Regions from separate parts of the Homo sapiens genome. Here all the other regions are linked to region 1. A link is an interaction called in ENCODE POLR2A ChIA-PET data of the cell type or tissue named here. Cell type or tissue: MCF 10A. All regions are shown on one strand. Each heading gives the region's core, and the rest is flanking DNA. Links, peaks and the distances in the headings are about the cores only. Region 1 overlaps GALM (galactose mutarotase). Region 2 has its middle 10 kb from the start of HNRNPLL. Region 3 overlaps GEMIN6 (gem nuclear organelle associated protein 6).

What was found. Peaks named below come from ENCODE experiments on the same cell type or tissue, not always from the same donor. Only the 100,000 strongest peaks of a DNase experiment are listed, where the experiment ranks them.
Region 2: POLR2A ChIA-PET joins it to region 1 with 7 read pairs; 13 of 35 experiments call an interaction of 5 or more read pairs at or near these places.
Region 3: POLR2A ChIA-PET joins it to region 1 with 5 read pairs; 2 of 35 experiments call an interaction of 5 or more read pairs at or near these places.

What each region holds. Positions count from the first base shown.
Region 1 is chr2:38,716,148-38,723,875 of GRCh38, reverse strand. All of the region lies in intron 4 of GALM (galactose mutarotase), which reads right to left. The region is part of intron 1 of LOC124905993 (a long non-coding RNA gene); the gene reads left to right. Among named protein-coding and RNA genes, the nearest start is that of SRSF7, 31 kb to the left of the region's middle. RefSeq lists an enhancer at 753-802 and a silencer at 1,593-1,652. In MCF 10A, for the core only: no CTCF peak of the experiment used is centred there; a DNase peak (open chromatin) is centred at 3,055.
Region 2 is chr2:38,609,404-38,617,131 of GRCh38, reverse strand. No RefSeq gene overlaps it. Among named protein-coding and RNA genes, the nearest start is that of HNRNPLL, 10 kb to the right of the region's middle. In MCF 10A, for the core only: no CTCF peak of the experiment used is centred there; no DNase peak of the experiment used is centred there.
Region 3 is chr2:38,784,738-38,792,242 of GRCh38, reverse strand. GEMIN6 (gem nuclear organelle associated protein 6) reads right to left here. Exons shown (of 3, transcript NM_024775.10): 3 at 7,241-7,505. Among named protein-coding and RNA genes, the nearest start is that of GEMIN6, 10 kb to the right of the region's middle. RefSeq lists a silencer at 169-369 and an enhancer at 2,664-3,164. In MCF 10A, for the core only: no CTCF peak of the experiment used is centred there; no DNase peak of the experiment used is centred there.

The DNA of each region.
Region 1 (7,728 bases), core at 909-5,908:
CATGTCTGGAAAACAAAGAGAAGGTTGGGAGTTTTATTAGATATACATATTTTTTGTTTTTGCTTTTTTTTTTGTTTGTTTTTTTGAGTCAGTGTCTTGCTCTCTCACCCAGGCTGGAGTGCAGTGGTTTGATCATAGCTTACTGCAGCCTCAAACTCCTGGGCTCAAGGGATTCTCCTGCCTCAGCCTCCCGAGTAGCTGTGACTACTGCAGTACATCACCACACCAGCTATAATTTTTAAATTTTTTTGTAGAGATGAGGTCTCACTATGTTGCCCAGGGTGGTCTTGAACTCCTGGCTTCAAGTGATCCTCCTGCCTCAGCTTCCCAAAGTGCTACGATTACAGGCGTGAGTTGCTGCACCTGGCCGGGAGTTTTATTAGAAAGAGAAATGTTACATACTGTTCTGAAAGAACGCTCATTGGCACTAAAGAAACTTCTGGGAGCTGGCAGGCTCTGACTCGTGAGTGACAGCAGCAGGTGAAACTAGTGTTAGAGTCACAGCAGGTCATTTTAGCGATTACTAGGGTGAAACTGGTCTCAGGGTTATAGCAGGCTGTTTCAGCTTTGCAGAAAAATCAATTCTTGGAGCAGGTGCTATGTACCCTAACTGCTCTTTTCCCCCGGCCTCTCAACTCTGAGTTAGTTGGGTATGACAATGACCCAGTTTGTATAACCAACTTTCACATATATCAAGTGATGTGTCTATAAGGAAAGTGAGGTCCTAAAGGGCAAGAATTGTGCCCTATTTATCTCTGTACCCTCTGGGCATGAAGCAGAGCCTTTCGTTGATTGAAAAACTGATGAATGAAGGCAGGAGAGGCAGAAAAAAACCCAGAGGCAACTGTGTATATTGTAGCATCTGGTGACGAAGAATGAAAGATCTAGAAAGGGGCTTAGGAATTCCCTCATCCCGTCCCCTTACTTTGCAGATGGTGAGTTTGAGCCCCCGGCAACTGAAGGGACTTGCCCGAGGTGACACATCTGCATAGTGTCAGAATCTCCACTCAGGCACTTTCCACCTCCCTCTGGAGTGTCCGACTTGGTCACAGCCCCTTACGCCCCCAACCCCGACAGTTGCTCTTGATTTTTCTCACTAAGAATTTAGAAAATGAACATGCAGTTTTTCTAGCCTTGGTTTATCTGCATATATGACTTTGTGCTTTGGTGCTAAGAATAGAAGGAGCTGTCAAAATAGCTCTCAGCAATGCTGAGTGTTCAGGAAAAAGAAGCGGAAATGGAAGGGGTACCCTCAGACAGAATGTCACATCCTCCAACTTTAGTTCTGAAGCCACCAGAAAGCCAGGGGTGTCGGCAGGGAGAAGCAGTTTCTGAAGAGGATTTCTTATTCTCCTGGAGGCCAGATGGGTGTGTATTAAGGTCTGGGCAGCAGTGCCTGGCAGATGAGGGGCTCTGACCCAACAATCTAGGGTTACAGCTCTGGGCCAGAGGAGCAGCCCATGCCCTATTTCAGAGAATGTCTGACTGCAGACAGCATCAAGGGCCCACTAGAGGTTGTTTTCATAAATACAGAGACCAGAAACTGCATGATGACAGCTGTGGAGGGTGTAGGGGGTGGGGTTAATCAGGGTTGGGTTTATTAGGAGCACACAAGAAGGAGGGAGGGGGCAAGAGAGTTGAGTGTGTGCAAAGGGGTGATTCTCATGACGGACTTCTTAGTAGAGACAGGGTTTCACCATGTTGGCCAGGCTGGTCTCGAACTCCTGACCTCAAGTGATCCAGCTGCCTCCGCCTCCCAAAGTGCTGGGATTACAGGCATGAGCCGCCTCACCCGGCCCGCATGATGCGCTTCTGTTCTAGGTGGGGGGGGGGGGTGGGGGGGGGAAGGGAAGGCATAGTTGGGGAGGGACAGTGAAAAGGTAGTAGTTATACCAAAGAACTGTATGTTCTTGTGGTGCTGAAGAATTATTGGAGCTGAAAGACATCTAGAATAGCGATCATGGAAGGTTGCAAAGACAGGTCATGACAAAGTCAAAGAAGTGAGCAGCTGAGAAGGGTGAAGGACAAGATCATTGGATGAGTGGATCTCAAGCTGAGTGGACCAGGCGCGGTGGCTCACGCCTGTAATCCCAGCACTTTGGGAGGCCAAGGAGGGCAGATCCCTTGAGCCCAGGAGTTCAAGACCAACCTGGGCAACCTGGTGAGATCCCGTCTCTACAAAAAATTAAAAAATTAGCCAGGTGTGGTATGGTGCACACCTGTGATCCCAGCTACTAGGGAGGCTGAGGTGGGAAGATCACTTGAGCCTGGGAGGTCAAGGCTGCAGGGAGCCATGATCATGCCACTGCACTCCAGCCTGGGTGACAGAGTGAGAGCTCGTCTCAAAAAAGAAGCAGAGTGGTCAGGGTATCACCAACATGGATAAGAAAATAATCAAGGATTATGACAAGAGTGATGTTAGAGTGACAGTAAGCCAGGAAGAGGTGGAAGTGACTGGGACGGGGGATGACTTAACAAAGAGAGTTCATGAGGGTGTTACTCTAGCCACTACAACTGCCTCATTTTTGCAAGAAGATGAAGTAGATCTGATCACTGGAAATAGGACTTTATAACATTCCAGATCTCTGTCACAAAATATTAAACCTTCCTCTTTCTATTTGCATTCTTGACAGAGTTATAATTACCTGCACTCTGAAAGTGAAGGAAAAACTCACTGCCTTCACAAAATCCATCTGCCTTGATTCATATCTCTTGTCTTACATAAGAGATTCACACCCACATTCTATTATGAGGAATTTGGCCTTTTCCCCATGACTGCTTGTGGCAGATTGCATTCTTCAAAGATGGCCACAGTAGTCTAGATCCCATCCACATGCTCTCCTTACAATGTGATGTTGATACTTCTTCACTGAGCCGTGGAGTCTGTGTTTCCTCTTTTGAACTTGGATGGACCTTTTTAACCACCTTAACCAAAAGAATGTGGCCAAGTAATGCTGTGTGATTTCTGCAGCCAGGTTATGTAAAAGGCTCCAGCCTCGCCCTCTCTCTCTCTCTCAAGACATTTGCCCTTGGAGCCCTGCCACCATACTGTAAGGAAGCTCAAGTCACGTGGAGAGGCTGTGTGTGGGCTGTTCTGGCTGACAGCCCCAGCAAGGCCTCCAGCCAACAGCCAACATCAACTGCCAGACATGTGAGTGAACAAGCCTTCTGATGATTCCAGCCCTGTTCTAATCTTTTAAGCTGAGGCCCTAGACATCATGTGCAGAGACAAGATGTGCCCTGTCTAAATTCCCCGCCAATAGAAACAATTAGAGATAATAAACGAAGTGCTGGAGTAATTTGTTGTATAGCAATAGATTGCTAGTATACTGCTAGCATCTAAGAGGTGATGTTTTCACCTCCTAGCACTGACTTCACAAATTCTGACAGGAGACTAATTTTCCTCCCTGGCTCCTCCTTGCCCCCACCCACAGCCTTTTTTTTTTTTTTTTTTTTTTTTTAACATAGAAGTGCCTTCACGTGATTATACCTTAAGAACATTAATCCTTGCAATTACTTTTGGATGGGGAAAAAACAAACACAAATTTGTTAGTTTACCAATTTTTGAGCATTTTCTATGTGCCAGGCATTAAACTGACCTCAGAAAGCCTAGAATCTGGTGGAAGAGACAGATTAAAACAATAAAAATTTGTTTATTTATTTAGAGACAAGGTCTCACTCTGTCACCTAGGCGGAGTGCGGTGGCATGATCACAGCTCAATGAAGGCTTGACCTCCCTGGGCTCAGGTGATCCTCCCACTACAGCCTCCCGAGTAGCTAGGACTACAAGTGTGTGCCATTGCGCCTGGCTAATTATTATTATTATTATTTTTTTTAGTAGAGACGGGGTTTCACCATCTTGCCCAGGCTGGTCTCAAACTCCTAGGCTCAAGCAATCCACCCGGTCAGCCTCCCAAAGTGTTGGTGTGAGCCAACGCGCCTGGCCAAAACAATAAACATTTACAGGAGAGTGTGAGACATGCAAGGAAAGTGAAATTCCTAAGGCTCTAGGGGAGCAGGGAGCAGCATCAAACTCAGCCTCGGGGGTCACTAAAGGTTCTCTGAGGTGTGACAGATCCTAATCTTTTTTTTTTTTTTTTTGAGACAGAATTTCGTTCTTGTCGACCAGGCTGGAGTGCAATGGCGTGATCTCGGCTCACGGCAACCTCCACCTTCGGGGTTGAAGCGATTCTCCTGCCTCAGCTCCCAAGTAGCTGAGATTATAGGTGCCCGCCACCACACCTGGCTAATTTTTGTATTTTCAGTAGAGACAGGATTTCACCATGTTGGCCAGGTTGGTCTTAAACTCCTGACCTCAAGTGATCCGCCCACTTCAGCCTCCCAAAGTGCTGGGATTATAGGTGTGAGTCACTGCACCCAGCCAGGATCCTAATTTTTTTTTTTTTTGAGACAAAGTCTCATTTTGTTGCCTAGGCTGCAGTGCAGTGGCGTGATCTCGGCCCACTGCAACCTCCACCTCCCAGGTTCAAGCAATTATTTGCCTCAGCCTCCCGAGTAGCTGGGATTACAGGCACCTGCCACCACGCCTGGCTAATTTTTGTATTTTTAGTAGAGACAGGGTTTCACCATCTTGGCCAAGCTGGTCTTGAACTCCTGACCTCGTGATCCACCCACCTCGGGTTCCCAAAGTGTTGAGATTACAGGCATGAGCCACCGCGCCCAGCCAGGATCCTAATCTTGGAGGGTAAATTGGGATTGGCTAACTGACGAGGTGCAGGAGAGAACATGCACAGGACTGGCTCCAGCCACCAGTGAAAGTGCAGCTGTAGCACAGGCAAGACACATTTATGCCACACACATTCTACAGGCTCCTAGCGCTAACTTAATTTTGAGGGGGAAGACTGAAGAAATGGGGTAGAAAGTGAACTGGGTCTATGAACTTCTGACCAAGCACTGATTACAGGAAAATAGCTTTTTTTGTAATATTTGGCCATGAACACTCTCTCACCCGGATGAATTTTAATTAAAAGCTTTTAATTTCTCATGATCTGAAGTCATTTTTTCCCCTGCCTGGTGGCCCTCATGCCTGACTCTCTGAGAAGAGGAACAGACGGTAATGATGCTGTAAGAGTCGTTGACTCTTGACGTTCATTCATTTTTAGACTCTTCCTTCCCAACAGATCCTCTTTCTAGCCCATCTTCACACAACCCAGTAGACAGTGCAGGAATAAAACCACAGTCCTGCTACACTCCTCAGCACAGGTCCATCCTGTTTATAATAACAATTAAAAATTATTTTAAGGGAGAAAAGAAAAAAGAAAGGAAATCTGACATAGACTTCCTAGAAAAATTTGGGAAATGAGTAGGAAAGAAATTTTCTCCAATAATTTTTTCTCCCCTAAAAAAGAAATACTTGGGCCGGGAGCAGTGGCTCACGCTTGTAATTCCAGCACTTTGGGAGGCTGAAGTGGGCAGATCACCTGAGGTCAGGAGTTCGAGACCAGGCTGGCTAACATAGCGAAACCCCGTCTCTACTGAAAATACAAAAATTAGCTGGGCGAGGTGGTGGCACTTGTAATCCCAGCTACTTGGGAGGCTGAGGCAGGAGAATCACTTGAACCTGGGAAGCAGAGGTTGCAGTGGGCCGAGATTGCGCCACTGCCCTCCAGCCTGGGCGAGAGAGGGAGATTCCATCTCAAAAAGAAAAAAAAAAAAAAAGAAAAGAAAAAAAGAAATACTTGTACAAATATTAAGCATGTTATTTGGAAACTGTCTTCTGGCTGGGGGCAGTGGCTCACACCTGTAATCTCAGCACTCTGGGAGGCCGAGATGGGAGGATCTCTTGAGCCCAGGAGTTCGAGACCAGCCTGGGCAACATAGCAGGATCCCCGTCTCTGCAAAAAACAGAAAATATTAGCCAAGCATGGTGGTGCGTGCCTGTAGTCCTAACTACTTGGGAGGCTGAGGTGGGAAGATCGTTTAAGCCCAGGAGGTTAAGGCTGCAGTGAGCTGTGATTGTGCCACTGCACTCCAGCCTGGGCTACTGAGCGAGACTGTCTCAAAAAAAAAGAAAATGGTTTTATATAATTTGTTCCGTATTTTGCTTTACAAATCTATGCAAGCTGTCTTAGGGCTCACATGGACTTACTCACTGATCTTGGGTATTTCTATGCCTCTGTAAGATTCAATTTCCCCATTTATAAAATGGAGCTAAGGCCAGGGATGGTGGCTTCCACCTATAATTCCAGCACTTTGGGAGGCTGAGGCAGCGGGGATCACTTGAGGCCGGGAGTTCGAGACCAGCCTGGCCAACACGGCAAAACCCTGTTTCTGCTAAAAATACAAAAAATTAGCCAGGCATGGTGGTGTGCACCTGTAACCCAGCTACTTGGGAGGCTCAAGCAAGAGAATTGCTTGAATCCAGGAGGCGGAGGTTGCAGTGAGCCGAGATGGTGCCACTGCACTCCAGCCTGGGCGATAGAGTGAGACTCTGTCTCAAAAAGAAAAATGGAACTAATATTAGCACTTACCTGGCACATAGTGTGTGTACTCTCTCACTCTCTTTTATACACACACACACACACACACACACACACACACACACACACTCCCTTAATACAGAGACCAGGTATTAATCACAGCATAAACTTTTTTTTTTTTTCTTGAGATGGAGTTTCGCTCTTGTTGCCCAGGCTGGGGTGCAATGGCGTGATCTTGGCTCACTGCAACCTCGGCCTCCCAGGTTCAAACGATTCTCCTGCCTCGGCCTACCGAGTAGCTGGGACTACAGGCATGTGCTCCCACGCCTAGCTAATTTTGTATTTTTAGTAGAGACGAGGTTTTGCCATGTTGGTCAGGCTGGTCTTGAACTCCTGACCTCAGGTGATCCGCCTGCCTCGGCCTCCCAAAGTGCTGGGATTACAGGCATGAGCCACTGTGCCCGGCCCCATAGCGTAAATCTTTCATGCAAAAAGGAAGGTGCATTTCTGCCTCCAGAGCACACTGTCATTTTCATTAGAGTACTTAAGGTTTCTGTTTTTTGTTTGTTTGTTTGTTTTTTAGAGTCAGGGTCTCTTATGTTGCCTAGGCTGCAGTGCAGTGGCTATTCACAGGTGCAATCACAGCTCACTGCAGCCTCAAACTCCTGGGCTCAAGCCATCCTCCCACCTCAGCCTCTTGAGTAGCTGGGACTACAAGCACACACCACTGTGCCTGGCTTATTCTGTTTTCTGAAGCTTCCTCTTCTAGTGATTTTTAAATTGAGAACAATGGTTTTTAAATGATTTTTTTGAGTCATGAACTCCTTTGAGAATATTATAAAAGTTATGAGATCTCTCTCCAGTAAAATGCACACACACATACAGAATGTTCCCAGAGCCTCTGAAGCCCCGCCATGCATCCCTGGCTAAGAATCCTTGGTCTATAGAATATGTTCTACTTATAGTGCCATTCATCACAAAACAAGTTGCACCGTCATGACCTGATGTTGAAATGCACATTTGGAATCTCACAGTCACATAACCTCAAGTGTTTGCTCAAGCAACACAGATTCCTCCCATAGCAATGTGGCAAAAACTTTGTGTAGTACACCAGGGCCTCCTTCTGGACTGTTTATGATTCCTCCATACTCTTGAACACGTACACAACAATCTGACACGCGAAAGGCGCAGAAGCTGGTCTTAATCTGAGCAAATCAACAGCTTTCAGAAGCTGCAGGGAAATGAAGCATCAGAGAAAGTGAAAATTGTCCCTAATGATAGCTCAGAA
Region 2 (7,728 bases), core at 1,733-6,732, 110 kb after region 1:
CACTGTTACTTCATAGCTTCATAATATTAACTTGACAATCTGGTAACTGTGACCACGGCAGTGGCCAATGGTGGAGGAATACTTTTAGAGTCGGGGATGTGTCTCTATTGGTTTGCAGTGCCCAGCCTACTTTGAGCTAGGCTTCATCTCACTGTCCTTCATTATCAAAAGTTTTTGATCCACTTATTGGAATTTTTTGTCCATTGAAAAATAATGTAATGATGACTGCTTATGTAAATTTTACCTAAAAATGTCTACCTATGAGAAAATAGAATTTGCTTTACATCTTATTTATAGCGAACTTTTATGAAATACTTATTTTTAAAGTGAGGGACACCTGTGAAATATAAAACTGGGAATTGGTGGTGTATTTTTTTTTTTGTAAATCAGAGGTAGTTGGAATGTTCCCATACCTAGTCAACCCATGGAAACCAAAAAAAGTCATAATAACACTAAATGCCTAACTGAAAGGTTTCAATAACTTCCCCTCACAAAATCTCCACCAGTTAATCTGGGAGTTGTGAGCAAGTTTCCTGTATGTCCTTAGGAACAAGTCTGCTCATGTTCCTATGAAGGTCCAGTCTCCTGGCAGAAGTCCCTTGTTCCAAATCTGTTGGATGGAGGCGCTGGCCCTGTTGATGGGGCCCTTCCTGTAATTTCTGATTTTCTGCTGCCCTGTGCTTCACAGCACTTGGTGGACTGCTTTGCTCCCACTGTGTAGAAATGAAGGCAACGCCTCCAGCCCACTCTACCCTTTATTACCTGGGTCTCAGTGCTGTACATGCTGAATCTGACAATATGGCATGAGAAAGTTCCTTTGTCTTCTAACACTGATCTTCATAAAGACCTAATTGGGTCCACAGGACCAAACGGGTTGGGGTAGAGTAAAGGTGGAAGAGCCGAGAGGCCATGTTTTTCTCTCCACTCTCTTGAGATTCTTGCTCATAGCCTTTTACCTTTTCCTTTCTTCCTCAGCCTCCAAATTCCCCCAAGCCTCCAGGCATAGCTCTCCAAGTCAAGCATCAAATACCCCTGCACTTATTTATGGAATCACATATATGCCTCAGAACAGGAAAGGGTGATTGTCAACCATCTACATCTGCCTCTCTGGCAAGGTTTAGGCACTGGGTTACCCACTTCTCAGATATATTGCTTTGTAGAATAATATTATTGAGACTTTCTAAAACAGTTTAAAATCACCTGTTCTACCGGAGCAAGGAATAGAATGGCCATTTGAATATTGACAATTTTATTCTTTCCCAACCCTACAGTGTTAGAGTAGCCTACACTCTTTGTTCTATATTACCTACTTATGTTACTCAGCACATGTTCACAACTGAAGCTCTATTTCTTGTGCTCAAATTCACTAAATGAGAGAATGAACACGGTAGAACATTCTGCGAATGTTAGACGCTGTAATCCTTAATACATTTTTAAAAATAAAATTGAGAATTGTCAAAATATTTTAAGTAACTTTCCCATTGACGCCAAACATACATTAAATTCTTACTCAAATCCAGTGTTGGGTAGCAGTGATGGAATAATTCTGAATTCATTTTTTTCTTATACAAAATTTCCTTAGAAATTCTTTCTGATTTTGAGCAAGCTCCAAGAAGCATTCTGCAGAATAAGAATTATGGTTAGTACTAATGAGTCATTCTGTCCTTCTCCATCTGAATCACATATCAGTTCTGGCCTTATGGGTTTTTAAAAAATGATTTTGCAATCCTCTAAATAAAGTTTCCTTTGATGTCATTATAACGGGAGATTAAAATTATCTCTAATAATGAAACTGTATAATAACTTTTAAAGATTAAAACTCCTTAGAAGAGTTTGTGACTCACAACAGTACTCAATTTTAACCTTTAATATTTTTATTGCAAAAATATTAAAGAGGATGTTTAAAAACTTCAATGACTTCATCATCCTATTAGAAATGCCTTTTTAATTTTTCCAAATTTCCTCCCAGCTTTCTCCACATATGCACACATTTTTACATAGCTGTGATCATAGAGTATAACCCATGGTTCTCAACTCGGGGTGATTTTGCTACCTGTGGGGAGTTGGGAATGTTTGGAGACATTTTTGATTGTCACTACTGAGGATGGGTGGCGCTAGTGGTATCCAGGGGGCAGGGGTCAAGGGTGCTGGTAAACATTCTACAACGTACAGCTCCCTCTCAGCAAAGAATTATCTGGACCAAAATGTCAATGGTGCCAAGGTTGGGAAGCCCTGGTACACATGGTCACACTTTTAAAAATTAGACTTTTCAGGCCAGGCGCGGTGGCTCATGCCTGTAATCCCAGCACTATGGGAGGCCGAGATGGGTGGATCATTTGAGGTCGGGAGTTCGAGACCAGCCTGACCAACATAGTGAAACCCAGTCTCTACTTTAAAAAAAGCAAAATTAACTGAGCATGCTGGTGCATGCCTGTATCCCAGCTACTTGGAAGGCTGAGGCAGGAGAATCACTTGAACCCAGGAGGCGGGGGTTGCAGTGAGCCATGATCGTGGTGCCACTGCACTCCAGCCTGGGCAACAAGAGCGAAACTCCACCTCAGAAAAAAAAGAAAAAAGAAAAAAGAAAAATTAGACGTTTCAAAACTTTCCATCAAATAATAAATTGTTTTTTATTGTCACGAGTCTTATAATTACCCCTCAGTATATCTAGTTGACAATCATAATTTATCTAATGATTTCTTGACTCTTAGATGTCATAGATAATATTGTGAACATCTCTATGCATATGACTTCTATATTGGTTCGGACTAAACTTCAATTCTCCTGAGTAAAATTACTTTGACAAAGGATATTATCATTTTTATGGCTCTTATACTTGGTATGGGGATCTTATTAACTTTGGTAAAACGCATTTGTTATTAATAATTTATCAGAGAAAGTTAAAGTCTGCCTTTGACTATAGCTTCTAATGCTATTGTTTTGTAAGTGGGAAGTAATGGCACTGGGGGAGGGTTCTAACTGATGGTTTTAGCTTTTGAATAATGATGTCGTTTCACATTGCAGGGAGGATATCTCTTTACCCTCATTTGTGTTACCCACTGTGTCTGAAATCTCACATAAGTCTGTGGAGGAAAAAAGATATAACCATCTGCCTTAGCCTTCTTTAAGATATGAGTCCCTGGAATGGACACAGAGCGGGTTGGGACTGTGTCTTATTTATTCTTTTATCAGGGCCCACCACAGGGTCAGGTTGAAATGTTTATCATAAATGTTTGTTGAATGTAGGAGAGGTAACACATGAAGTGACTGAACGTAGCTGACTTTACTGGGGCAGACGACAGCAGAGGAAGCAGTGTGTTCCCATAAAATTATTGTTTTGTGGCAATGTTTTAGGATCCACAGATTTGTATGCCCGATCCACAGTAACAGGCCAGTTACACTGAGACAGCAGCAGAGGGTTTAATGATCACAGGGCGCCGAGTGAGGAGATGGGAGGAGAACTTCGAATCCATCCCTCCCAGGAGTTCTGGGCTGGGGCTTTTAAGGTGATCATGGAGGCTGAGGGGCTGGAAAACTGGAGTTGTTGATTGGTCAGGGTAAGGGGAATAAAATCATCAGGATGTAAAAACTGAATTCCTTGGTGAGTGAGCTCCTGGGGGTTCCTTCAGACCAGCTGATGTCAGTAGTGTTGTTGATACGTGGGACCAAAAAGAATATATCAAACGTAAAACTAAACATTTAATAATGTTCCAGTTGTTATCTATTGAGGAGTTAAGGGGAACTAAAATCTTGTAACAGGTTCTATGTGATTCTGAGGCAATAGCACCAAGCAACCATGAGGAAGCAGTCAGAGAGCAGCTGGCCTCATGATTAATGCTGAATGGGCGGTGAGCTTGGTTTATTTTTGTTTCTTCCCCTCCCTCCTTCCCTGATTAATTTTATAAAGTTTATAGGGATGGCTTCAGGAACACATGAAAATCATCGTGTTTCGATTTGTTCTTATAGTCATCATTATACTTAGTGATAAAGACTGTTGCTTTTGCTATCAGACTCTGCTAGAAATATTTGCTAACATTGGTGGTGGAAGCCAAGATATCAAAAGTCTGGGCCGGGCACGGTGGCTCACGCCTGTAATCCCAGCACTTTCGGAGGCCAAGGTGGGTGGATCACCTGAGGTCAGGAGTTCAAGACCAGTTTGATAATCTGGAGGTCCATAGGCAATCATCCTTCTCCACTACAAGACTGGACAGAGTTAATGTTTTAAAGTTGTGAAGTAGATGAAATTTGTTTTTGGTGATTTCAGCTTTCTTCACTCATTTTTTTTCTTCTGGCGTCTTCCTTCCCCGGGAAGGGCATCTCACCACACAGTGCCCTTGTGGTGCCGCAGCCATTCAGAATGCCACACCACAGTGCACATAGGATCCCTCAACACATAAGGCTGTGGCTACAAAATTCTCTCTCTTCTTTTCTCACCCAATAATTATTTCCCTCTAGTGCCCCACCACTAGCTGGATGATGGGGTGGAAATGCTGCTGCTTGTGAAAATAACTCAATCTGACTAGGTAGAACTATTTTGCCTTCCCTAGTTTAAAAGAACTTGAGTTTTGTCTTACTGTATACAGGACCAAAAGCAAAAATGATGGGCTGGGCGCGGTGGCTCATGCCTGTAATCCCAGCACTTTGGGAGGCTGAGGCAGGATAATTGCTTGAACCCGGGAGACAGAGGTTGCAGTGAGCCAAGATCCAGCCTGGGTGCCAGAGCGAGACTCCATCTCAAAAAACAATAACAAAAACACCAAAAATTATGTCTAAATTGCAGATATACACATTAGTATTCATGCAGAAGCATTTCCAATGATCGTTTTTGTACATTTCACTTATTTTTCTGTAAAAAACATTGCACTATGGAAACAGTCGAGAAGATTAGCTTTTTCTCTTCTCTCTTCCTGTGGTCATTTTGGTGCCAGTTGCAGAGTAGCTGAAGCCATCCTAGAGACTTTGCTTTCAGACTGAGATAAAATGGTGTATTAGTACCTTCTTCTTCACACTGAAATCTTATAATAAATTCTTATAATAGGAGTTGATTTGGTAATATGTTAGTTGATCATTGCGAACTTTAGTTCTCTTAATTTGTTGCAAGAATAATTTTTTTTTCAATTTCTGCTACTAATAAAAGATTCTAAAAAGAGCACACATGTTGGCCAATTTGCCAAGACTCCTACAGAGACTAGTAAGCCAAATATTGCATCCCTAGACTCTCTTGCAGCTATTATTACTTAAGCTTCAACAATCAGAGCCTCTATGTAAGATCCGGAAGGCTGTTTCTGCTGCTAGGCTTGGCTTTGGGTGCGTTTTTTTTCTTCTATAACAATGGTTCTGGAGGTTCCAGTGTTCACTTATTAGTTTCCTGAATATCAGGAAACATGGGGTGGTGCATCTACTTTGCCAGTGCAGATTATAGTTGGTATGGTGTGATTCTGGAGCTGGCCATGGAAGTGGCAGCTTCCTGATCGTGATGGCTTCCAGACTGTGGTATGGTGGCGTAGTGCTGGAGCAGTCAGCTTCACAATGAGCAACAGCACCGCTCTTTTGGTTTCCCAGTTCTGAGTTATGGTTTTGTGAGTCACTCCATTAATAGTTTCAGTTCTTTAAGTGCTTTAATACTTCTAGCTTAAACTAACCAGACTGGATTCTGTTCTTTGCAACTGAACTTTGGCTGATAATAGTCTGCTCTATTTGTTTTCAGGATCACTCATGTATTCATTGATCTTTTAGCAAATATTGATTGAGGGCCTTCTTATAAATAGGTGGCGAGATATATATATTTTTTTCCAGGGATGTAAAACAATGGTTTTAGTTCACACAAATTATAGGTTGCTTAAAAAGTTATATTTCTAGGGCCGGGCACGGTGGCTCACGTCTGTAATCTGAGCACTTTGGGAGGCAGAGGTGGGAAGATCACTTGAGGTCAGGAGTTCAAGACCAGCCTGGCCAACATGGTTAAACTCTGTCTCTACTAAAAATACAAATATTAGCTGGATGTGGTGATGGGTGCCTGTAGTCCCAGCTACTCAGTAGGCTGAGGCATGAAAATCACTTGAACCCAGGAGGTGGAGGTTGCAGTGAGCCAAGATTGTGCCACTGTACTGGAGCCTGGGCAATGGAGCAAGACCCAGTCTCAAAAAAAAAAAAAAAAAAAAAAGAAAAGATTATATTTCTAGGAAAGTATTTCCGTCTAAATAAGGCAGAAAAATCTAAAGTCCCAATTCCAATGTAGTTACCATAGATAGTTCATATGTCCTTATTGGTATAGTGAAAAGAAGATCGGAATTTAGAGACAAAAGATTAGTCTTTCTGAACTTCACCTGCCAAATGGACACAGTAAGGACCTTCCCTGTTAGCTTATATAGTTTCTGTGAGAATCAAATTAAGCAATGTTTGTGATACTGCTTTGTACATAGTAAAGTGCTATACAATGCTGGTTATTTATTTGTAGTTAGTAATAATAGTAACTTTATTCTCTAAAGTTTTCTACATCAGATGGTTACAATAGCACATTCAAATAAAACTATTTTTTGTTTGCCTAATTCTTCAATTAAGGGCAAATTCTTATTTTTTTTAAATTTTATTTTATTTTAATTTTAAGCTCTGGGATACACGTGCAGGATGTGCAGGTTTGTTACATAGGCAAACATGTGGCATGGTGGTTTGCTGCACCCATCAACCCATCACCTAGGCATTAAGCCCTGCATGCATTAGCTATTTATCCTGATGCTCTCCCTTCCCCTGCCCAAATTCTGATTTTTATATAATGATGTGCTTACAGGTAAATCAGAGAGTAATTACTCACTTTGTAAAGGAATTTCACTTTTGAAAATATTCACAATAGGAAAGTTTTTGTTAAAATGCTTCTCTCACATTTATTACAATTGGCTGATTTATAAATTTAAATCATATGCATTTTGGTACATCAAGTGCACAAAATGAGCCATATCTATGCAGTTATTTGAAAAATGGAATTATATTTTTAAGATGATTTCATTTCAAATATGGGTGAGGAGCAAATCATATTATAGATCAGTCTTTTGAGACATCTTCATAGACATAATTTGCAAAGCTGACATGCTCTGTTTCATGTGCTTCTTTTTCTTGAGGCAGAGAAAGAGAAGCTTAGTTTAGATCAACAAACATCTAGCCAGGCAATGTTCTAGGTGCTGAAGACACAAAGATGAATGAGATCAGTCCAGTCCAATCCTGTGCAACGAGGTAGCCACTTTTATGTGGCTATTGATCACTTAAAGTGTGGCTAGCATGACTGATATGGTTTGGGCTGTGTCCCCACCCAAATCTCAACTTGAATTGTGTCTCCCAGAATTCCTATGTGTTGTGGGAGGGACCCAGGGGGAGGTAATTGAATCATAGGGGCCAGTTTTCCCCGTGCTGTTCTCTTTCTCCCTCTTTTTTTTTTTTTTTGAGACAGAGTCTCACTTTATCACCCAAGCTGTAGTGCAATGGTGTGATCCCGGCTTACTGCAACCTCTGCCTCCCAGGTTCAAGCGATTCTCCTGCCTCAGTCTCCTGAGTAGCTGGGATTACAGGTGCAGGCCACCATGCCCAGCTACTTTTGTATTTTTAGTAGAGATGTGGTTTCACCATGTTAGCCAGGCTGGTCTTGAACTCCCGACCTCATGTGATCTGTCTGCCTTGGCCTCCCAAAATGCTGGGATTACTGGCAGGAGGCACCATGCCTGACCCCATGCTATTCTT
Region 3 (7,505 bases), core at 2,506-7,505, 67 kb before region 1:
TTTATTCAGAAAATGCAGTTACTGCTACCTTCTCCATCCTAGGTTTTACTGAAAATGGCCTGAAGGAGTTATTTTTCTTCTATGTTGAATGAATTTATACTATAGAGATTATCCATGTCTGGTTTTCTTCCTTAGAAAAAACATGAACATTTTATTCCTCATAAAAGACATGAATGTTCAGGTGGACAAAAAGAAAATAATAATAAAAGACAGAATAGCAGCCAAGAAGGTCCATTTATGTCCTGAGATTCCACTTTGAGGAAGTGTTGCTTCATTCCATCCTTTGGTTCCTCTTTTTTTTTTTTTTTTTTTGAGACAAGGTCTCACACCAATGCCACTGGAGTGCAGTGGTACGATCACCACTCACTGCAGCCTCAACCTCCCTGGGCCCAGGGGATCCTCCTGCCTCAGCCTCTGGAGCAGCTGGGACTACAGACATGTGCCACCATGCCCAACTAATTTTTTGTACTTTTTGTAGAGTTGGGGTTTCACCATGTTGCCCAGGCTTGTCCATCCTTGAGTTTGAAATGTATTTTAACAACAATGCCTGTTAACCTTTCAAATAAGACTTTATTTGTCCATAGAGATTAACAAATACGGGGCCCTATCCTGTACAAAGAGTTTAAAGAAGTTTCCTCACCCGGGAGACAATGTAGGGGTTCTTTTATTTTTCTGTTTTTTGAGACAGGGTCTTGCTCTGTAGGCCAGGCTGGAGTGCAGTAGTGCAATCTCTGCCTCTCGGGCTCAAGTGATCCTCCCACCTCAGCCTCCTGAGTAGGTGGGATTACAGGCATGCGCCACGATGCTGGGCTAATTTTTTTTTTTTTTTTGTACTTTTAGTAGAGACGGGGTTTTGCTGTTGCCTAGGCTGGTCTCCAACTCATGGGCTCAAGCAATCCACCCACCTCTGCCTCCCAAAGTACTGGGATTATAGGCTTGAGTCTCTGTACCCAGCTCAATGTAGTTTTTATTTGTTTTAAACAAATGGTTCTCAAATGGGGGCAGTTTTGAGGGGGCAGGAAACATTTGGCGATGTCCAAAGACATTGTTGGTTTTCACAGCTTGTGGGGTGGGAGGTGCTACTGGCATCTAGTGCTTAGAGGCCAGGGATACTGCTGAATATCCCACAAGGCACAGGATACCCAAAGAAAAAATCACTCGGTCCAAAATGCCAATACAGCCAAGGTGAAGAAAACCCTGCTTTAAACAAAATGAGATAAGTAATCACTAACAAAGCCTAATAGCTATTAGGTGTAAATTATGCCCATAGACATCTCTGAAAATGAAAATATATTTTGAACTACAGAAAGTGAAAATCTCGGCTGGGCGCAGTGGCTCATGCCTGTAATCCCAGCAGTTTAGGAGGCCGAGGCCGGTGCATCACCTGAGGTCAGGAGTTCGAGACCAGCCTGGCCAACATGGTGAAACTCTGTCTCTACTAAAAATACAAAAAAAATTAGCCAGATATGGTGGCACACGCCTGTAATCCCAGCTACTCAGGAGGCTGAGGCAGGAGAATCGCCTGAACCCAGGAGGCAGACGTTGCAGTGAGCAGAGATCATGCCACTGTACTCCAGCCTGGGCAACAGAGCAAGACTGTCTCAAAAAAAAATAAAATAAAAATATAGTGAAAATCTCTGCCAAATCAACTCTAATAAATATGTACTGTGTGAATAAGAGCTTGTGTGTACATTTTGTTCTTATCAAGAATTCTAAGTACTTAAGAATTTGAAGAAATTATATGTACAAATGAGAAAAGCCTGGCACAGATGAATAGGGATACATTTACTTTAAAAACATGTTCTACCATTAAATTTTGTTTTGGCTTTTTACCAAAAAAACCACTTTTCTTTTGTTTTTGTTTTTGAGATGGAGTCTCACTCTTGTCACCCAGGCTGGAGTGCAATGGAGCAATCTCAGCTCACTCCAACCTCTGCCTCCTGGGTTTAAGCAATTCTTCTGCCTCAGCCTCCCGAGTAGCTGGGACTACAGGCACCTGCCAGCATGCCCGGCTAATTTTTATATTTTTAGTAGAGATGGGGTTTCACCATGTTGGCCAGGCTGGTCTCAAACTCCTGACCTCAGGTTATCTGCCTGCCTCGGCCTCCCAAAGTGCTGGGATTACAGGCATGAGCCACCGCGCCTGGCCAGAATCACTTATTTTGAAAATGTGAAGACATGACTTGTATGTGAATGCTACTACTGCTAAACCTCTGCACTACAAAATTCAAGTTGTCACACTTAGGCCCACATTAAAATGTTTAAAACACACCCATGCACACACACACACACACACCCTGTTACTTTATCTTTGAACAAAGTCCAACCTAGTCGACTTTGGCCAATATGCTTTTTTTTTTTTTTTTTGAGTCGGAGTCTCGCTCTGTCGCCCAGGCTGCAGTGCGGTGGCACAATCTCGGCTCACGACAAGCTACGTCTCCCGGGTTCACACCATTCTCCTACCACAGCCTCCCGAGTATTTGGGACTACAGGCGCCCGCCACCACACCTAGCTATTTTTTTTTTGTATTTTTAGTAGAGACGGCGTTTCACCATGTTGGCCAGGATGGGCTCGATTTACTGACCTCGTGATCCGCCCGCCTCGGCCTCCCAAAGTGCTGGGATTACAGGCGTGAGCCACCGCGCCCGGCCTGTTTTGTTATTTTGTTTTGTTTTTTTTTTTTGAGGCAGAGTCTTGCTCTGTCGCCCAGGCTGGAGTGCAGTGGCGTGATCTCTGCTCACTGCAAGCTCCGCCTCCCGGGTTCACGCCATTCTCCCGCCTCAGCCTCCCAAGTAGCTGGGACTACAGGCGCCCACCACCACGCCCACCTAATTTTTTTGTATTTTTAGTAGAGACGGGGTTTCACCATGTTAGCCAGGATGGTCTCCATCTCCTGAACTCGTGATCCACCCGCCTCAGCCTCCCAAGGTGCTGGGATTACAGGCTTGATCCACTGCGCCCAGCCTGTTTTGTTTTAAAGTATATGACTCTAGAGGGTTATGAATGTAGAATTTTTTTTGTTTTTTGTTGTTTTTTGTTTTCTTTGAAAAGGAGTGTCACCGTGTCGCCGAGGATGGAGTGCAATGGCATGATCTCAGCTCACTTCCGCCTCCTGGGTTCAAGCAATTTTCCTGCCTCAGCCTCCCGAGTAGCTGGGATTACAGGCACTCACCACCACGCTAATTACCACCTGGCTAATTTTTAGTAGAGACGGGGTTTCACCATGCTGATCACGCTGGTCTCGAATTCCTGATCTCAGGTGATCCACCCGCCTTGGTCTCCCAAAGTGCTGGGATTACAGGCATGAGCCACCGCACCTGGCTGACTGTAGGATGTTTAAAGTGAAGCCTGATTAAAAACTTTAGTTCCTAGGCTCAGTAACCCTTCTCCTATAGCGTGAACTGGAAAAATCCGTTTGTTTGAGGACTTGATTATTAGTAGGATTACCAGACAGAACAGCAAAGACATGCTATGCTCCTTAGAAGACAGATGTCTTTACAAATCAGGAGCCATGCTATAGGATGGGCACCAAGGGACTATCCCATGTGGTAAAGAAACTCATCCACTGATTATAGACCAAGAGCAAAACAATTAGTAATTAGAAACGTTTCTGTTAATGCTGCCCTTCTGTCTCTGAAATTCACCTGTGCACCTTCCCATTCAAACTCCAGCTCTTGCTATTACTTCTAGCTCATAAATATTTATACCATCCTTTTTTACAATAAGCATGACTAAGACTGAATTAACTGAAGCATGAAATCTGATTAGTTAACAAGAAAGCCACCGGGCACGGTGGCTTCACGCCTATAATCCCAGCACTTTTGGAGGCCGAGGCAGGCTGATCACCTGAGGTGAGGAGTTTGAGACCAGCCTGACCAACATGGAGAAACCCCATCTCTACTAAAAATACAAAATTAGCTGGGCGTGGTGGTGCATACCTGTAATCCCAGCTATTCGGGAGGCTGGGACAGGAGAATCGCTTGAACCTGGGAGGCGGAGGTTGCGGTGAGCTGAAATCACGCCATTGCACTCCAGCCTGGGCAACAAGAGTGAAACTCCATCTAAAAAAAAAAAAAAAAATCCAATTGTCCAGTTTATAACTAATGTTTGCCACTTGGCTAGTTTGAAACCCATATTGGGGTTGCAAAAATGCCCTCCATGTTTATGCTTATAATTTATTTCGCTCCCTCCTTCCCTCTCTCTCTTTCTTTCTACACAGTGTCTTGCTCTGTTGCCCAGGCTGGAGTGCAGTGGCACAATCTCAGCTCATTGCAACCTCCGCCTCCCAGGTTCATGTGATTCTCATGCCTCAGCCTCCCGAGTAGCTGGGATTACACGCGTGAGCCACCACGCCCAGCTAATTTTTGTATTTTTTTGTAGAGATGGGGTTTCACCACGTTGGCCGGAACTGCTGACCTGAATTGATCGACCCGCCTCGGCCTCCCTAAGTGCTGGGATTCTAGGTGTGAGACACTGCACCTGGCCTTAAAATTTCAATTTAACATATTTTAAAGAAGTGCTATGTGTCAGTCACCCTGTTAGGAACTCAGAATACAAAGATAAATAGGGATACATGAGAACAGAGAAATAAAGTTTATTTGAATACTTTTTTTTTTTTTTTGAGACAGAGTTTCACTCTGTCGCCCAAGCCGGAGCGCAGTGGTGTGATCCTGGCTCACTGCAACCTCCACCTCCCAGGTTCAAGTTATTTGAATAATTCAATCTGGACCATAATTTAGCCTCCAGAAGGGTCTGAAGAGTATGGATGTCTGTTGAAATTAAAAGGGAGCTAAGGGATTCAACCAAGTCTCTTAATTGTGCTTTTTAAGACTTTCTCAGGCAGGGCTCTGTGGCTCATGCCTGTAATCCCAGCACTTTGAGAGGCCGAGCTCAGAAGTTCCAGACCATCCTGGGAAACATAGTAAGACCCTTCCTCTACCAAAAAAAAAAAAAAACTTTTTAAATTAACTGGGCATGGTGGGTGTGCCTGTGGTTCCAGCTACTAGAGAGACTGTGGTGGGAGGACTGCTTGAGCCCAGGTGTTCCATACCAGCCCTGGCAACATAGGGAGACCCTGTCTCTAAAAAAAGAAAAATGTAAAAATTAGCCAGGCATGGTGGCGCCCGTAGTCCCAGCTACTCTGGAGGCAGAGGTGGGAGCCCAGGAGGTAGAGGTTGCAGTGAGCTGAGATGGTGCCACTCCACTCCAACCTAGGTGACTGGGTGAGACCCTGTCTCCAAAAACAAACAAACAAACAAACAAACAAAAAACAAGCACCATTAAGAACATACAAATGAGAGAGGCTGGGAGAAAATATTTGCAAATCACTTATCTTCTTTTTTGAGAGGCGTGATCTTGGCTCACTGCAACCTCCGCCTCCCAGGTTCAGGCGATTCTCTTGCCTCAGCCTCCCGAGTAGCTGGGACTACAGGCGCACATCACTATTCCCAGCTAATTTTTGTGTTTTTAGTAGAGACAAGGTTTCACCATATTGGCCAGGATGATCCCAATCTCTTGACCTCGTGATCCGCCCACCTCGGCCTATCCAAAGTGCTGGGATTACAGGTGTGAGCCACTGCGCCCGGCCAGTAAATACCCTATTTTAAAAATTAGTGCCTTCCTGGAAGAAGTTGCAAAAAAAAAAAAAAAAAAAGGCAAAATATCTCAATAAACGTTTCAACAAAGAAGATAAACAAATGGTTTAATATGCACATGAAAAGATGCTCAATATCCTTAGTCACGAGGGAAATGCAAAACGAAACCACAAGTAGATACTGCTTCACAACTTAACTAGAATGGCTGTCATCAAAAACAAAGGCCGGGTGTGGTTAGTGCCTCAAGCCTATAATCCCAGCACTTTGGGAGGCTGAGGAGGGAGGATCATTTGAGCCCAGTTCAAAACCAGGCAGGGCAGCACAACCAGACCTTCTCTTTGCCAAAAAAAAAAAAAAAAAGCCCATTTGGTGGCCTGCACCTGAAGGCGGGATTGCTTGAACCTAGGCAGTCACGGTGGCAGTGACCTATGATTTTGCCATTAAACTCCAACCCCTGTGACAGAGCCAGACTCTTATCAAAAATTAATTAAAAATAAAAAACTCAGCAAAGTCTAAGTAATCACAATTTTATTTAAAAAATATGGGCTGGGTGCAGTGGCTCATGCCTGTAATCCCAGCACTTTGGCAGGCCGAGGCAGTCGGATCACCGGAGGTCAAGAGTTTGAGACCAGCCTGACCAACATGGAGAAACCCCGTCTCTACTATAAAAATACAAAAATTAGCTGGGCATGGTGGCGCATTCCTGTAATCCCAGCTACTTGGGAGCCTGAGGCAGGAGAATCGCCTGAACCCGGGAGGCAGAGGTTGTGGTGAGCCGAGATCGCACCATTACACTCCAGCCTGGGCAACAAGAGCAAAACTCCATCTCAAAAATAAATAAATAAAGACTACAGAAACAAAGAAAAAAGCATACACATTGATTACAATTACCTAAAAATCTTTAAAGGATATTAATATGCAAAAGCGAAAAACATGTATAGGTACTGGAATAATTTTATTTTTGCTTGAAAAAACACTTAATGAGAGCCGGGTGTGGTGGCTCATGCCTGTAACCCCAGAACTTTGGGAGGCCGAGGTGGGTCGATCAGGAGTTTTAGACCACCCTGGCCAACTTGGTGGAACTCCGTCTCTACTAAAAATACAAAAAATTAGCTGGGCGTAGTGGTCCACGCCTATACTCCCAGGTACTCAGGAGGCTGATGCAGGAGAATCACTTGAACCTGGGAGGCAGAGATTGCAGTGAGCTGAGATCGTGCCACTGCACTCCACCCTGGGAAACAGAGCAAGACTCCGTCTCAAAAAAAAAAATTAGCTGCATGGGTGGTGTGTGCCTGTAGTCCTAGTTACTCAGGAGGCTTAGGTGGGAGTATTGCTTGAGGCCAGGAGTTTGAGGCTGCAGTGAATTATAATCGCGCCACTGCACTCCAGCCTGGGTGACAGAGCAAGACCTTGACTCTTATAAAAAAAAAAAAAAAGGATTGTGAAATTTTCATCAATTCTCAGCAAATTAAAACAATTGATTGAATGTTTTAAATGTCACTTAAAAAAAACTAAGTGCATGGAAAAATCAACTTCAGTATCTTTAGAAGAAAAAAGTGGACTTAGGAAATCAGATGAAAAGGGGATGGTGAGAAATCAGTGCAAACAGTGGAAACTTTGCTTCCAAGGAGACAAAAAATACACAGTGGAAGTCGAAACAGACTTTTATTTTAAAAAGTATTCTTGATAATGTGTTCAAAGACTGCCCTGGCTACAGCCCAGGACTGGCAGTAAATACAACCAGCTTTGGGGAGGAATCTCCCTCTGGGGAATGTGGAATCACAGATGCTGACAGCCCAAAGGAGGCACTGGAAACAGGTGAGTGAAACTCCTGGGGAGAATCTTAGCTGAGGAATTAGCTAGGGAAACTCCCTAAGCATGAAGGTTTCTATGGCAGATCAGGATCACTTA